Linked DNA regions of Homo sapiens: regions 1 and 3 are each linked to region 2. A link is an interaction called in ENCODE POLR2A ChIA-PET data of the cell type or tissue named here. Cell type or tissue: PC-9. All regions are shown on one strand. Region 1 has its middle 150 kb from the start of GACAT2. Region 2 overlaps RAB12 (RAB12, member RAS oncogene family). Region 3 overlaps PTPRM (protein tyrosine phosphatase receptor type M).

The links. Peaks named below come from ENCODE experiments on the same cell type or tissue, not always from the same donor. Only the 100,000 strongest peaks of a DNase experiment are listed, where the experiment ranks them.
Region 1: POLR2A ChIA-PET joins it to region 2 with 6 read pairs; 1 of 35 experiments calls an interaction of 5 or more read pairs at or near these places.
Region 3: POLR2A ChIA-PET joins it to region 2 with 5 read pairs; 2 of 35 experiments call an interaction of 5 or more read pairs at or near these places.

The regions. Positions count from the first base shown.
Region 1 is chr18:8,857,171-8,862,170 of GRCh38, reverse strand. No RefSeq gene overlaps it. Among named protein-coding and RNA genes, the nearest start is that of GACAT2, 150 kb to the right of the region's middle. In PC-9, no CTCF peak of the experiment used is centred here; DNase peaks (open chromatin) are centred at 1,150 and 2,820; H3K27ac peaks cover 2,810 bases.
Region 2 is chr18:8,612,624-8,617,623 of GRCh38, reverse strand. All of the region lies in intron 1 of RAB12 (RAB12, member RAS oncogene family), which reads right to left. Among named protein-coding and RNA genes, the nearest start is that of RAB12, 5.7 kb to the right of the region's middle. RefSeq lists an enhancer at 2,250-3,071. In PC-9, no CTCF peak of the experiment used is centred here; a DNase peak (open chromatin) is centred at 2,023; H3K4me3 peaks cover 1,334 bases; H3K27ac peaks cover 3,560 bases.
Region 3 is chr18:7,594,184-7,599,183 of GRCh38, reverse strand. The region is part of intron 1 of PTPRM (protein tyrosine phosphatase receptor type M); the gene reads right to left. Among named protein-coding and RNA genes, the nearest start is that of PTPRM, 29 kb to the right of the region's middle. In PC-9, no CTCF peak of the experiment used is centred here; no DNase peak of the experiment used is centred here.

The sequences.
Region 1 (5,000 bases), 240 kb before region 2:
AGATACATGGATAATTCTTAGGCAAATCTAAGTTTTAAAAGCACTGATCTAGATGTTAAAAGCACTGGTCTGGAAGTGAGATAATGGATTGTCTTCTGTACCAGCAGAGGGATCTGAATCAATCCTTCACTACCCCAAATCCTGAGCCCAACAGGGAATATAGGTAGATAATTGATCCTCATGTTGCTGTTTGACGTAACAGGAAGGACAGTTCAATCCTGGAGGCCCACTGAAGAGCATGTGAAATCTCAGGGTGAGGAAGGGGTAAACAATCTAAAGCAGAAATGCTGTCACTCTTCCATTTCATGTTGGCATCTCATCATGAAGGCCTCTGTGGATTAGTGATGCTCATCATCATTAGTGATGATGTGGATCAATGCTCTTGGGCTATGGTGAGTGGAAGCCAAGATTATTTCATCTGAATAATTTATCATCCCCCAGCATTAAATATTGAAGATGTGGCCAGGTACTATTGAGTTCTTTTAAAGGTTATGGACCCTGCTGATCCTTTCTTGGCTGCCATTTTTAATTAGGTCTCCATATGCTTTGCCAGACTTGGTCAGACAACAAGCTACTTCTGTCTGAACCGTCTGTGAATTCTCCTGTTTTGAGTCTCCACTTAGCCAGCACCTTGACTTGTCAATGATGAAGAAGCAAGAGGCAAGGAAATCATGGGCCCTTCCCACTCAAAGGCTGACTCCCTTCAAGCTGCTTCCCAGTGTTTCTGCTTCATTGATGATCTTACATCACCTTCCAGAGAGTGACGGAGGACTGGCAGAAAGGATGTAAGCATGGGCCATTCCGAATATACTAAGAACTTAGTGAAGACATAGGGATCTATAACTTCCATTCAGACTCACAGGGAATGTTCTGGAGATAGGTCATGGTTCTCCTTTAACTACAAATCTGGCATCAGGTCTCAGGGAATGCCTGACAGCTTCAAAAGAAGTCATGAATCTAAATAGCAACAACCGAAAATGCTGAGTTCAGACTCCCAGTCTATTCTGACAAGTATTAGCAGGAGTGCTTTAATTGCTAGCACCTGGGAAAAACAGGCATTCAAGTTCTGTTGTGAAAAGACCAAGCTGACAGTCAAGAGACCTCACCTGGGCATGAAGATCAGTTCTGCCTTCTCTTGTTCTTCTTCATACCAGCGGAATGACTTCATGAGTTATTTGATCTATTTGAGTCTTAGTTCCTCATTTGCACAATGTGAACAAAAACACTGCATCAACGGGATTTTGTGAGAATCTCTGAGTGTTCTGAAGCAGTTCAGCCACATTAACACCAGAACCTGCTGATGAATTCCAGTTCTGTAAAAGAATCTAAGTAGCCCAAAAGGCCCTACTATAAGGAATCCCATTCCTCTTGTACAAAGAAGCAAATAGGCTTTAATCTCGTTGAAAGAGTAGTTTGGGAGCATCTTTTTTAAAGAAACCAGAATAGAAAATTATTTTGAGTGCATCTTTAGGGGAGGCATTCTTTTCCATTACCCAGCCTACCATATAGAACTGTCTTCAGAGCACTTAAGAAAACCAAATCTAGAGATGGCACAGGCAGACCTGTCTTCTCTGGAAAACTCAGAACCTGGAGCATGCCTGCTCTGGCCCCTGGCCTCTCATAAAGCAACTCTCTCCCACAGATTAGGAATCTTTCAAGAAGAGGCTTTTGTGGTTCTCATTTGTGCTATTGCTGTCAGGTTAGAATCTTTGCTCTTTCTCCAGCAAAGAGGGAGAAAAGTGATTACAAGACTCTTTTACTATCCTATATTTGTTGCTAGCCTGAACAACCTCTAAAGATCTTCCAAAAGTCAAGATTCTGAGACTGTTCAGAACTCTTACAGACTTCTTGGCATACATTAAAATGTGCAAAGAACACCTCCAGTGTCAGCAACAAACAAACGAACAAAAAACCCAAACAAAAACAACAACAAAAAACCTCTCCAGGAATAAGCCATTCAAAAGAAGTTGCATTCTTTTGGAGAATCTCAGAAGTACAGTTTGAGAGAAATAAGATTGATCTAGAAAGATGATTTTCCCACTCACGTAGTCACATTCCTGCTTGAGAATTTATAATGATCTGTCTGGTTTCCTAGTTCTGTATGTATTTATTCATTCACTGGTAAACATTTGTGGAAATGCCTATATTTGCCAGGTACTGTGACTGTGGGGTTATAGCAGGAACACGAGAGGGATATGGTCCCTGCCCCATAGAGTGCATACTGCAGAACCTCAGTTCTGACAGCCCTCTCCTAAACTCTGGAGTTCATTCTTTGCCCAGTCAGAAGGAATTTAAAATACAGTCCCATAAGATTATAATGGAGCTGAAAAATTTCTATAGCCTAGTGACATTGTAGCTGTTGTAAAGTCATATCACACTTACTGTATTTTAAAAATAAATTTAGCATAGCCGAAGTGTACAGAGTTTGTAAAGTCTACAGTAGTACACAGTAATGTCCTAGGCCTTCACATTCACTCACCACTCACTCACCCAGAGCAACCTCCAGTCCTGCAAACTTCATTCATGGCAAGTGCTTTATACAAGAGTATCTTTTTTTTTTAACCTTTATATCAAATCTTACTGTATCTTTTCTATATTTAGAAATGTTTAGATACATAAAATATTTACCATTGTGTTTCAATTGTCTACAATAATCAGTACAGTAACTTGCTGTACAGGTTTGTGTCCTAGCAGCAGTAGACTATAGCATATGATCTAAGTGTGTAGTAGGCTACACCATCTAGGTTTGTGTAAATGAACTCCATGAGTTCACACGATGATGAAACTGCCTAAGGATGCAGTTCTTGGAATGTATCCCCAATGTTAAGCAACACAGGATTGGACTCTAATATCCCAGTGACTCATCAAATCAGCCCTGCTCTAATCTTAAATGCTGTTGGTTCAAGTAGCTCCAGCCTTCCCTCTGAAGTATAGCAAAGGAGGAACAGCATGATGCCTGGGATCTGATAGACCAGGGCTCCAACTTGGCTCACCCACTTTGTGGCTGTGGGGTGGGGCTTAGGATGAATTATATAAGTTCTCTAAGCTTTAGTGTCTTATCTGTAAAATGGGTATGTTGGAAGGCTTAAGCAAGCTGAGTTTTGAGAAGTGCCCTGTTCAGGGCCCAGTACAGTGAGTATCCAATAAATAAATGATGGCCATTATTACTATTATTCCCCTGTGTTTGTTTAACTGGTCTTGTCCTATAATCTTGTACTTGAGTCCCTGTCCTAGTACTTTGGCCTGAGACTAGCATCTTGCCCTACTCATTTAACAACATTTTTCTCATCACTTTATATTATGAAATTTTCAGGCACAAAGAAAAGTTGAAGGAATTTTAAAGTGAACATCCGTATACCAACCACCTAGACTTTACTATTTTTTACTGTCTTTGTTTTATCACATATGTATCTATTTTTCCATCCCTCTATTCATCCATCAATCCATTTAACTTTTTTCTTTTGAGGTAAATTTTACAATCAAAGCAATGCTCGAATATTTAATGTTATGATTTGTTGAGTTTCGATAATTGCCTAAATCTGTACAACACAAACCCCTATCAAGGCATAGAATGGTACCGTAATCCCAGAAAGTCCCTTATGCCAGCTAATTCCCACCATTCCTTCCTCCCCAGTGGCACCATCAATCTGATTTATTTTCTATCACCGTTTTTTTTGATGGATAGCTCTCTTTTTTGTGTACATTCATTTTGCTTATTCTAGATTTCAAATAAATGTAATTATAATATATATACAGTAGTACATACTCTTTTTTGTCTGGTTTCTTTCACTTAGCATGGTTTTGAGATTCATTGATGCTGTTTTGTGTATTAGTAATTTGTTCCTTGTTATTACTGAGCAGCATCACATTATACGAATATACTGCAGTTTGTATATCTGTTTTCCTATTGATAGATACCTGGGAGTTTCTTAGTTTTGGATATTATAAATCTGAGCTCTTTTAATAAATATATATTTCATTTCACTTGGATAAATGCCTAGCATAGAACTTCTGGGCCGTAGGGTAGGTGTATGCTTAGTCTTACAAGAAACTGCCAGATACCACTATACCTCCACCAACAACATATGAGTTCCAGTCACTCCACTTCCTCACCAACATTTGTTGTTGTCAGTGTTTTTAATTTTAGACATTCTCGTGGCTATGTAATGGTATGTCTTTTGGTTTTAATTATTTGCCGCTCCCTGATGACTAATGGCATTGAACAACTTTTTACGTCCTTATTGGCCATATGTATACCTTCCTTGTAAAGTATCTGATCATATTAATTGACTACTTTATAGTTGTCTTTTTATTATTGAATTATAGTAGTTCTTTATCATCCTAGATAATAGTTTCTAGTTGTGTGAATGTTTTATCCAAGTCAGCAGCTTGCCTGTTTTTCTTAACTGTCATTTGATGAGCAAAAATTTTCAATTTTGATAAAATCTATCATTTTTTTTCTTTTATTATTGTTATTTGCTGTTTCCTATCTAAGAAATGTTTTCCTACTCTTAAGTTTTAGAGACATGCTTTCCCTTAAAAGCTTTATTATGTTTATGTTAACTGCTATGTTCAGGTTTACGCACACATCATGTAACATTTTCTGTTTGATGGGAGGTAGGTGCTGAGGTTTATTTTTTAGCATGTGAGAATCTAGTTGTTTCTATATCATTTATTGAAAAGGCATTATTTTCTTTATTGTATTGCTTTAGCACCTTTGTGGAAAATCAAATGAACATTTGCTTCTGACCAAGATGATGTAACAAGTACCAGACTGACCGCTGAGACTTAAAATACTAAAAACCTTAAGGAAAATCTGTGAACCAATGGCTTCCACACTGGGCAACAGGCAGCATGAGAAAGTCATCCCCCTGACAGGGGAGGCAAGTGAGGCGGCCCGCGACGGCCCCAGCTGACTGTCTGGAGAGTCTCCGAGCTGCAGCGCTGGGAGGAGGGACCCGTGCAGAGCCTGGTTGTGTCACCGCTGAGGAGTCCGCATG
Region 2 (5,000 bases):
AAGACAGGGTGGATGGCTGGTTGGCTGGGACAGACTCCATCCCTGCACCAGGAGGCCTTCTCTACTCCTTGCCTTCAGACAAACCCCCATCTGAAATGCTACCATGTTATTTGAGTTCCTGGTCAAAAGAGGAGGAGAATATTTAAAGGGAAGAGATTAAAAAAAAAAAAACCATGATCAAACAGTGGATTATTAACATTTTCTTCATATGCAAAAAAATTGAACTTCACTACTACTCAGAATGGATCCATGAAAACACAGGGACTGTCAAACAGATTATGTTTTACCCAGGACATGTGATTACATTTTGAAATTTATATCATCTGTATATATCAGTGTGTATCATTAAAGGGTAAGGATTTTTTTATGGAGTGTTTCAGAGTTTTCGGATCTACAGGATAAATTAGGAAAAGAGAATTAAAAATTGTCTTTTCTATGCCAGACATGTAAGATATTTTAACTTCATTTATGCCTATACTGTGAGATGTGAAGAAAGTGTAAATCCCACTTTGTTTTTCTTCCTATAAGTGAAGACACTGAGGTAAGCTGCTTGCCTAAGGACAGCTGGCAGCCTGTCCTGGAGCTGAAACTTACATGCAGGACTGTATGCCTGCCTCCAAAATCTCTTTCCACAAGTGCCATGGCTTGGGAAGACAGTGGTGGCCAAGGAGAAGGTGGAGTGTTTTTTCTTTTTTGAGACAAGGTCTCACTCTGTCACCCAGGCTGGAGTACAGTGGCATCATCACTGCTCACTGCAGCCTAGATCTCCCTGGCTCAAGTGATCCTCCTGCCTCAGCCTCCCAAGTAGCTGGGACCACAGGTGTGCACCACCACACCAGGCTAATTTTTCATTTTTTTTTTTTTTTGTGGAGATGGGGTTTCGCCATGTAGCCCAGGCTGCTCTTTTTTCTTTTTAAGTAAAAAATTAAAAGTGAAAATTTGACTGCAGGTGTGTGATTCTTTAGCCAATCGACAAGTGTGTTGAGGTCCTACCACACACATGGCTTGAAGAGGTGAGAGGAAGCCAGCGAAAAACACAAAGCTCCTCATTTATAGGGGCCTATTCCTTCGCCCAAGTGCTGACGTGGAGTTGGAATTGCAGGTTGTTTTGTTAACTAGGCACCAGAAACCAAAGGGTGGAGTTTGTCAGAGTTGGAGGGAAAACATTTTCTATGGAATCCAGTGCTCTGTTCAGCCTGTGCTGTGCTTCCCAGTTTCACAAGTTTTTTTTTTTTTTTTTTTTTAACAATCACACTCAATTAAGGGCACAATTTTTGGTCTGTAGTTTTGGCTTTCCAAATACTTTCCAAATGTCAAAGACGTGAATTAAAGGACAAAAGGAGGATGATAAATGTCTTCCTCAGCTGAAGCAGGAGGCACTCTTTTCTAACACTTATTATGGCTACCTCCGTGACTCACCTCCTCTCTGAAAAGGGTAAACCAGGTGTGAGCTTTGTGCCCAGGGGAAGGTCGAGCAGGATGGTGTCTTATATAAATACAAAATGCTGCTTAAAACTATTTGTAGAATGACTACTGTACAAAGCTGTTTTCTTTACAAATTCAAACTAATGCTTATTTGGAACAACGTATCTGGCACCCAAGGATAGAGAATAATTTGGACCTATCAGTTCTCAAAGGAACCTACTCTGCCTTCTACAGCCAGTTCCAAGATCCATTAACAGATGGCTTCTGGCAGATTCCACAGACCAGAGGGAAAGAGGCAATCTCTAAGAATCTGGATCTCTGTCATGCATAATAAAATCTTTCTTTTTTATTGTAAGTGCAGACAGTGAAAGGCTGAATGCACTTCAGCCAGGTCTTTAAATAGATTTTTATTCAACATAAACAACCTAACACCAACTAAATCTGCATGCTTTCTCTGAAAGATAGCTACTTCAGTCCACAAAAGGGGACGTTTTGTCAAGCCTCTCAGCTTGCATTAAGTTCATTAAATAAACCTAATCACACAACACACAGCATATGTGGGTATAAGAACTAAATGTTGGTTCCTCTCACGCTCACATCCCTGAGTCATCATGTTACATCATTTTGGCAGGGGAGTCTGTGTGAGGTTCTCTCCAGATGGAGCAAAACCACACTGCAGGGCTGCAGAGCTTGGGCTTTTGGAGTGGGAATTCTGGATGATTTTCCTTAATTCTCTCTTAAGTGAAACACGGGCAGATCGGTCATGGCTTAGAAGACTGTGTACAAATACAGTATAGCAAAATAAAATACACAGTTAAGCATTTAAGTCCAGTATGAGATGCTCATTCTGGGTTTTCTAACAAAAATCTCTGCCCTAAGTTTCCAGAATAAAGTACAAGTAGTCAATTTCCAGGTGAAGACCCTGGTGGACTGCATTTGACTTGTCATGCCGCCTAACATTCAAGGGCAGACCCCCAGAGAGCATTTCTGCAAGGGATTCACACTCACCCGTTTCTCGGACCCCTCCATTCTGCTGCCAGCTCAACCGCAGGTCCAAAGAAACGGAGTCACTCGCACTACCCTACTTCCCCAGCGTAAGCAGTCTCAGGCCGAGGCCCCACCAGTGGGCATCCTGAGTGCACCCCCATGTCAACACAGGCTAGAGGGGAGTCAGGCAGAGAGCACACAGGACTGCGGCCTGCAGCGGAGTTAAAGGGCTTCACCGAAGGGCTGCCATCCTTTAAGGGGGCCAGGCTGTGAAGTTTAGAGCACTGCCGCACAATGAGAAAAATGAAGATAAATTTAAAGAACTTTTGGCTGGGGGTGATGGCTCACACCTGTAATCCTAGCTCTTTGGGAGGCTGAGGAGGGTGGATCACAAGGTCAGGATTTCGAGACCAGCCTGGCCAACATGGTGAAACCCTGTCACTACTAAAAATACAAAAATTAGCCAGGCGTGGTGGTGAGTGCCTGTAATCCCAGTTACTTGGGAGGCTGAGGCAGGAGAACTGCTTGAACCTGGGAGGCGGAGGTTTGCAGTGAGCAGAGATCGCACCACTGCACTCCAGCCTGGGTGACAGGGTGAGACTTCGTCTCAAAAATAAAAATAAAAAATAAAATAAAAAACTTTTAAACTGTGGTATCTTATCTTTCCTAATTTTTTTAAGTCTTTTTTTTTTCTTTTTTTTTTTTTAATGTTCTTACTTGGCAAAATAAAGAACTGGCAATCCTATGCTGGCCACCAGCATTCTGAAGGAAACTTTACTACCCAGAAAAATCAGAATTCTGGTCCAGATTGCCTTTCTTTGACTTCTCCTGTATTCAAATATACCTATTTTGGTATGTAAAAGGCTTAAGACACTTGAATTTGAATGATGGAATATATAGATTAAAAAGCAGTTCTTGTAGCATTATTTTAATTCAAAAGGCAAGTGACAAGTAATGACAGGGGCACACTTAAAGAAAATCAGTTTCACTAATACCATAGGATAATTATGTCACTATCTTCACAGGGCTGTAACAAGGACCAAATTCTAAAATGAGGAAAGGGCTCCATCATGTCTGACCTTTATGTGTGTGAGCCATTAGTATTTTCAACAAAGCAAAGTCAATCTAAACCTGAAAGTAAGCTAAGGAACAGACAGAAAGATAGTTAAAAAGAATTCACTTGCAGCCCTTGGCCCTGACCACTTGCTGAGCAGCTGTGCCACAGCAGGTAAATTTCTACCTCTCTGAGACTTCTCGTCCTCATCTGTAAAACGGGGATAACTTTCAGGGCTGTGATGAGGCCTTCTGCTGGTGTAGTAAGTGCTCACCATATAGCAGTGACCACTACTACTACTACTACTACTACTACTACTACTACTACTTCTATTTATAGGCACAGACAACTACATTACTTATCCAAAGTCACAAACTAGTTAGTGGCAGAGCCTGGAGCAAGAACCCACATTTCTTATTCTTACTCTAGTGTTTTTTCCAGCATGCAATGCTGTTGGAGCAAGGGCGGGGGTAGGTTTTTAAAAGGTAAAACCATTTCAACCTAAACAAAATTAACAGCTAGCTTCCAACAGTAACATAGAAATAAAACAAAGATTGACAGATATGTAATTTTATGGAGTTGTTTTTTGAAATATACTTTTAAAAAAGCACATTTACCTGTTTATGCTAAAACTAATGAGAGTCAAACAGAAGGAACCAAGATCAAGAATTCGGCATTGCTAGATAGAAATGGTTTCTACAGCTTCACTCAGGAAGCAATAATGTCAACTTGCAAAAGCACACACAGATTCATGGTGGATAAGTATGCTTGTGATACAGGCACTGCTATGAGGAAAATAGTGGACCAGGCATGTTAGTTGTAAATTTCTTTAGTCAATTACTTTTTTCTGTTTCTCAAACTTTAAAAAGCTGCTCCTGTACTTTTTAAAAGAACTTGTAAATTATAATCAGACTAATTAAATTCCATGAAAACAAAATCCCATTTGAAAATATGAGACAATTCCATTAGACAATTTCCATTAAACAGACCAATCAGTAAATACAACCTCTGTTTTTCATACCCTTGTGAATTTTGTAAATCTTTTAAACCAGTTTCTGATTTGATTAACAATACAAAAAACAACATTTTGCTCATTTATAATTTTACATAATAGTTCATCATCTCAAATCCCTAAGGACTTCCACTACGGATCTTTTATAGAAAGTTCAAGTGAATCCCATTTACTTTAAAAGGGCACTTACTGGTCAGGAGCAGTGGCTTACGCCTGTAATCTGAGCACTTTGGGAGGCCAAGTGCTTGAGACTAGGAGTTTGAGACCAGCCTGGACAACATAGCAAGACTTTGTCTCTACTAAAAATCAAAAAAGGGCTTGGTGGTGTGCACCTGCAGTCCCAGCTACTCAGGAGGCTGCGGCAGGAAGATTGTGTGAGCCTGGCAGGTCGAGGCTGCAGTGAGCCATGATCGTACCACTGCACTCCAGCCTGGGTGACAGAGCAAGACTCTGTCTCAAAAATAAATAAATAAATAAAAATAAAAAGGCTCTTAATGGAAACACTCTCCTAGCCTAGGAATT
Region 3 (5,000 bases), 1.0 Mb after region 2:
TTCCTTTTCTTTTTTTTAACAATAACACTTACAAAACCTCAGTAGTGACTGAAGAATTACTTCTTCTCAACAACAGCTGAGTTAAATTCCTCTAATCTGGTTGAGGCCAAGAAATTCTAAACACTTGATTAAACTACTCATGCCACAGAAGGCCACAGTGTGTTTGGGAATGACGAAAATTAGAATGAACGAAAATATCTTTATTTAGTCTAAAATGTGATAATAATGCTTTAAGATTTGCTCAGCTCTTTAAGCATCCTTGCAAGAAATAGAGTTTATATCCTTTAGGAATGAGACTTTACTATTAAGTAACTGGGTATGAATCACCTTAAATTGGCTACCGCGCCAAGGGACACACAGTTGCTTGTTTATTCTGTTGCCTTAAAAAAAAAAAAAAAAAAGGAATTCAGAACTAAATTCTCAGGCCAAACAGCCAGTCAACAAAAAACAAACACTAAGATAACAGCAATGTTTAGCAGAAAAAAAAATCTAACATGAGGCAAAAGTTGAATAAGCAAAAAACATGTCTTCCAAGAAAGTGCTGACATCAACAATACTATTAATACAGCAAAGCTGAACTATGGTTAGAAACCCTGTTATAAAAGGATACCCAGACTTGCACTATTTTAAAAATAATGTTACTTGGTTCTAGAAATTTCTGAGTACCTAATTTCTGTCCCTGCATCCCAAAGAACTGAGCATAGAACTAAGCCTGCAGTAGATGATCAATAAACACACGTAGACGTGCTCAGTAGAGTTTAATGAATACCAAACATGTTTGTCTTAACCTCAGAATTATGCTTTGCTTTCATTCCTATGAAAGTTTGTATAACTAGAAACACAATCACAAGCACTTAAGTCAGATTTCAGTTTCATAAACATAGGATCATAATTTTGAGCCACACTGTTTACGAGAAGATATTACTTAGCTATTGGCAATAAACATTTTGAGTTTTAGGAAACCAAAGATTTCCTGGGTAATTCTGAGCTCTGGAATAAGAAATACTGACCAATATATATTTGGATTAAGATAAAAAGAATTTTACTTTGTTGTAGTTTTAAATACATAGCTTTTTAAATTGGCCTTGGTTTCATTCACAAATATGATCTAAATTTATACCTAAACCCCACTAATTTCAAGAGGACTGTCTATATTAACAATTTTTTTTAAAGGCAAAATATCCCATTTTTTAAATGCATTGTTTCAGGCCTGGAACGCTGCACTATTGATTAATGCTAATATGAGTTATTTATAAATGGCCTGACAGATGACCCTGAATTGTCCATATCTGGATAGTTTTAGGGAGTAAGCTTTTCACCTATCCACTACATGTGTATTCTCTTTGCAAATTTGTACTCTCTTTCAAATAGTGTGGTTTCTGAAATCTTTACAGGAAATCTAATGCTTACGTAATTAAAACTAACACTTTACATAAAATCTGTAATGCAGGCTATTAATGGATATGCGAGCTATGTATCCAGACCCACTGGACATTCCATAATCCACTTCATGATTCCTGCCTACCCAGCTTAGTGTAGATGAGTGCAATACATGAATGGAGAAGCAGGGACGGAAACTTTATTAGCAAAAAGTGACTTTTTAAGAAAACTGCAGCTGACCTCAGGTTGTGGCAGTGACTACCTATCTGTGTCTAATTTCATCCTGCTCACACCTTCCCACTAAAATACATAATTAAATTCCCATGCCAAAGAGAGTAACAAAACTGACTCTAGTAAGTCAAGAATCTGTCCACTTGGGGGAAAATTACCTCCCATGACAATATTGATCCGAAAGGTAAAGAAACGATTAGCATCCAAGTCTGAGACCCAGCAAAGGGACCAGAAGAGAACACAGAGAGAACAGCATTCTCTCACCAGCCCCACTTCACACCTCAAGGCCTCTGGAGGTCTTCCATGAACCAAGGCTTCTACTGCTGCTCATAAAAGTAGTCAATCATTCCCCCTTTACCACACATGTGCACACAGTTAAGTTTCTCTATGGTACAAAAACGCTATGAATTAAAAGATAAACGAAGGCTGGCACAGTGGCTCAACAATCCCAGCACTTTAGAAGGACAAGGAGGGTGGATCACTTGAGGTCAGGAGTTCAATTCCAGCCTAGCCAACGTGGCAAAACCTAGTCTCTACTAAAAAATACAAACATTTTCCGGGTATGGTAGCATGTGCCTGTAATTCTAGCTACCGGGGAGGCTGAAGCACGAGAATCGCTTGAGCCTGGGAGGCGGAGGTTGCAGTGAGCCGAAATTGTGCCAATGCACTCCAGCCTGGGTGACAGAGAAACTGTCTGAAAAAAAAGAAAATAAAGGAAAAAAAAAAGATAAATGAAGAAAGTAAGGGAAAATACTTTGAAGAGAAGGAAAGGAGTGAGTGGCATTTCTACAAAGAGTTTTAACAAACAAATCAGATAATGACTCCAGTAGGAAAAAAGCAAAGGAAAAGGCAATAAACATACAGCAGTCCCCCCTTGTACCCCAAAAATAGGTTCCAAGACCTATTTGGTGGATCCCTGACACTGCAGACAGTACCAAACCCTATATATACCATGTTTTTTCCTATATGCACATACCTATGATGAAGTTTATAAATTAGGCGCAGTAAAAGATTAACAACTAATAATAAAATGGAACAATTACAACAATATACTGTAATAAAAGTATGTGGATGTGGTCTCTCTCCAAATACCTTACTGTACTGTACTCACCCTGCATCTTGTGATGATGTGAGATGATGAAATGCCCATGGGATAAGATGAAGTCAGGTGAAAGACAAGGCATTGTGACATAAATGGAAAATTCCAGAAGTAAACGATTCATAAGTTGTAAAGTGCTCACTGTTCTGAGTAGCGTGATGAAATCTCACTCAGTCCCACCCAGGACATGACTCCTCCCTATGTCCAGAGGATCCACACTGTCTACACTCCCTGCCCAGTGGTCACTTAGTAGCTGACTCCGTTCTCTGGTCAACTGTCACCGTATGACAGTGCCTGTGCTCAAGTCACTCACATATTTCACTTCATAAGGGCCCCAAAGCACAAGGGTGGAGATGTAGTAGCTTCAGACTGGGGTTGATTGTGGGTAACTGAAACCTCAGAAAGCACAACTGCAGATAAGGGGGTACTACCATACACAAATGCCTAAAACACCTTACCAATACTTTTTCGATCTTTTTCCAAGAAAACCATCTTTTGTCAAACAAGTGGGAAAAGATTCAAATGATTCAGGTGCATCTTTCAGAGGTGTGGATATAAATGGGTACAATGTTTCTGGAAGGCAGTTTGGCAGAGATCCACTAATATATCTAGGGTGATTTGTTCTACGTAAATAATCAGACAGGCAAGCCTCAAATGGCTTCAGCTGTGCACAAATTCAAATATTCTCAGATGAACAGCAAAGATGCAAAAATTACACAAGAAATAGTCTTAATAATATCACTATGAAGATCATCATCTATTGCTGATAGTAAACATGTTAAAATGCAGATAGAGTAACATTACTATTGAAGTCTGTGCCACGACTTTCTGCTTTTAATGTAGCCACCTGAGACTTCACTGTAGACTAAAATGCATTTGACATGCTGGGCCTCCCTTACAATGCTAAGTCTCCTAGGATGACATTATCATAGAGCAATGTTACCAAACAACCTTCATCTCATTATTGTCCCCCTAAAAGGCTCAACATTAACTATGCCAGAACAAAATCACTGTTTGACAGACATTCCCCAACACTTACATAGCTAATAAAAAAGCCATTCCATCCTCAGGTCAATCTGCCTCATTACCTAGAGGCGCATTTTGCAGCCAATTCCTCCTCAGAGGCACATCAGGAAAGCATCAATGTTGCTTAGATTCTGATACTTCATGGGCACCTTCCTAAAGTTCTCCTATAGTCATAATGGCTCCCCACACAATACCTGTTCCAAAATACTCCAGGCATGCTTCTCATGCTGGCTTCAAGGTAAATGGAAATTAAAATAGTCCAGCAAAAGCCATCCCTGCCTTCATCAACAGCAGCAGCTCTAGGATCACAACCAAGACCTTTCTGGGCCTTAAGAGAATGGCTTGTCTTCTGTCAACATCAGGCCTAGCAAGTCACTGAAGGAGCTATTCAACGAGTGGCACATTGGCTGCCAAGGTGATTCTACAACACCCTTAGCCAGAAAGACCCCAGAACTCCAAGACACTTCAAGAGTACTACTGTTGTCCCCACTGTCAAAACTCAGTCCCGAGAAGTGGGCTTTGAGGATGATCATTTAAAAGAAGCTATTTTTTACCTTGTGAGGTAGGCTGATTTGTTTCTAAATCAAATCAGTTATACATCATCTTTGCCTCCCATAGAACTACCTTCACTCAATTGTTTTCAAGTTATTCCTTTAATTTGGAGACCAGATTTTTAAAAAGCACACATTATTCTGCCATATTGACAAGAAAATTGTTAATGAGAAGAGCATCACCCATTCTGTTGTCCAACTTTCTGACATAAAACCCTGGGTGGAAACCTCAGAGTAGCAACAAGGAAAATGGTTTCTCTCTGAGACAAAGGCTTTCTGCATTTCCTTCTGCAGGACAGCAGGCGAGCTTAAAACCAACATCTAATGAGCGATATACACACCTTACTTTTTCACCCTGATGTGAGTAATTTTCTTATCCTTCTTTTTTTTGTTTGTTTGGTTTTTTTTTTCGTTTTTGAGACAGAGTCTCGTTCTGTCGCCTGGGCTAGAGTGCAATGGCACAATCTCGGCTCAATGCAACCTCTGCCTCCAGGGCTCAAGCGATTCTCCCACCTCAGCCTCCCCAGTAGCTAGGATTACAGGCACCTGCCATCATGCCCAGCTAATTTTTATATTTTTGTAGAGACAGGGTTTCACCATGTTGGCCAGGCTGGTCTTGAACTCCTGACTTCAGGTGATCCACCCAAAGTGCTAGGAGTACAGGCATGAGCCACCACGCCTGGACAATTTTCTTTTCTTTTTATGACCCACTT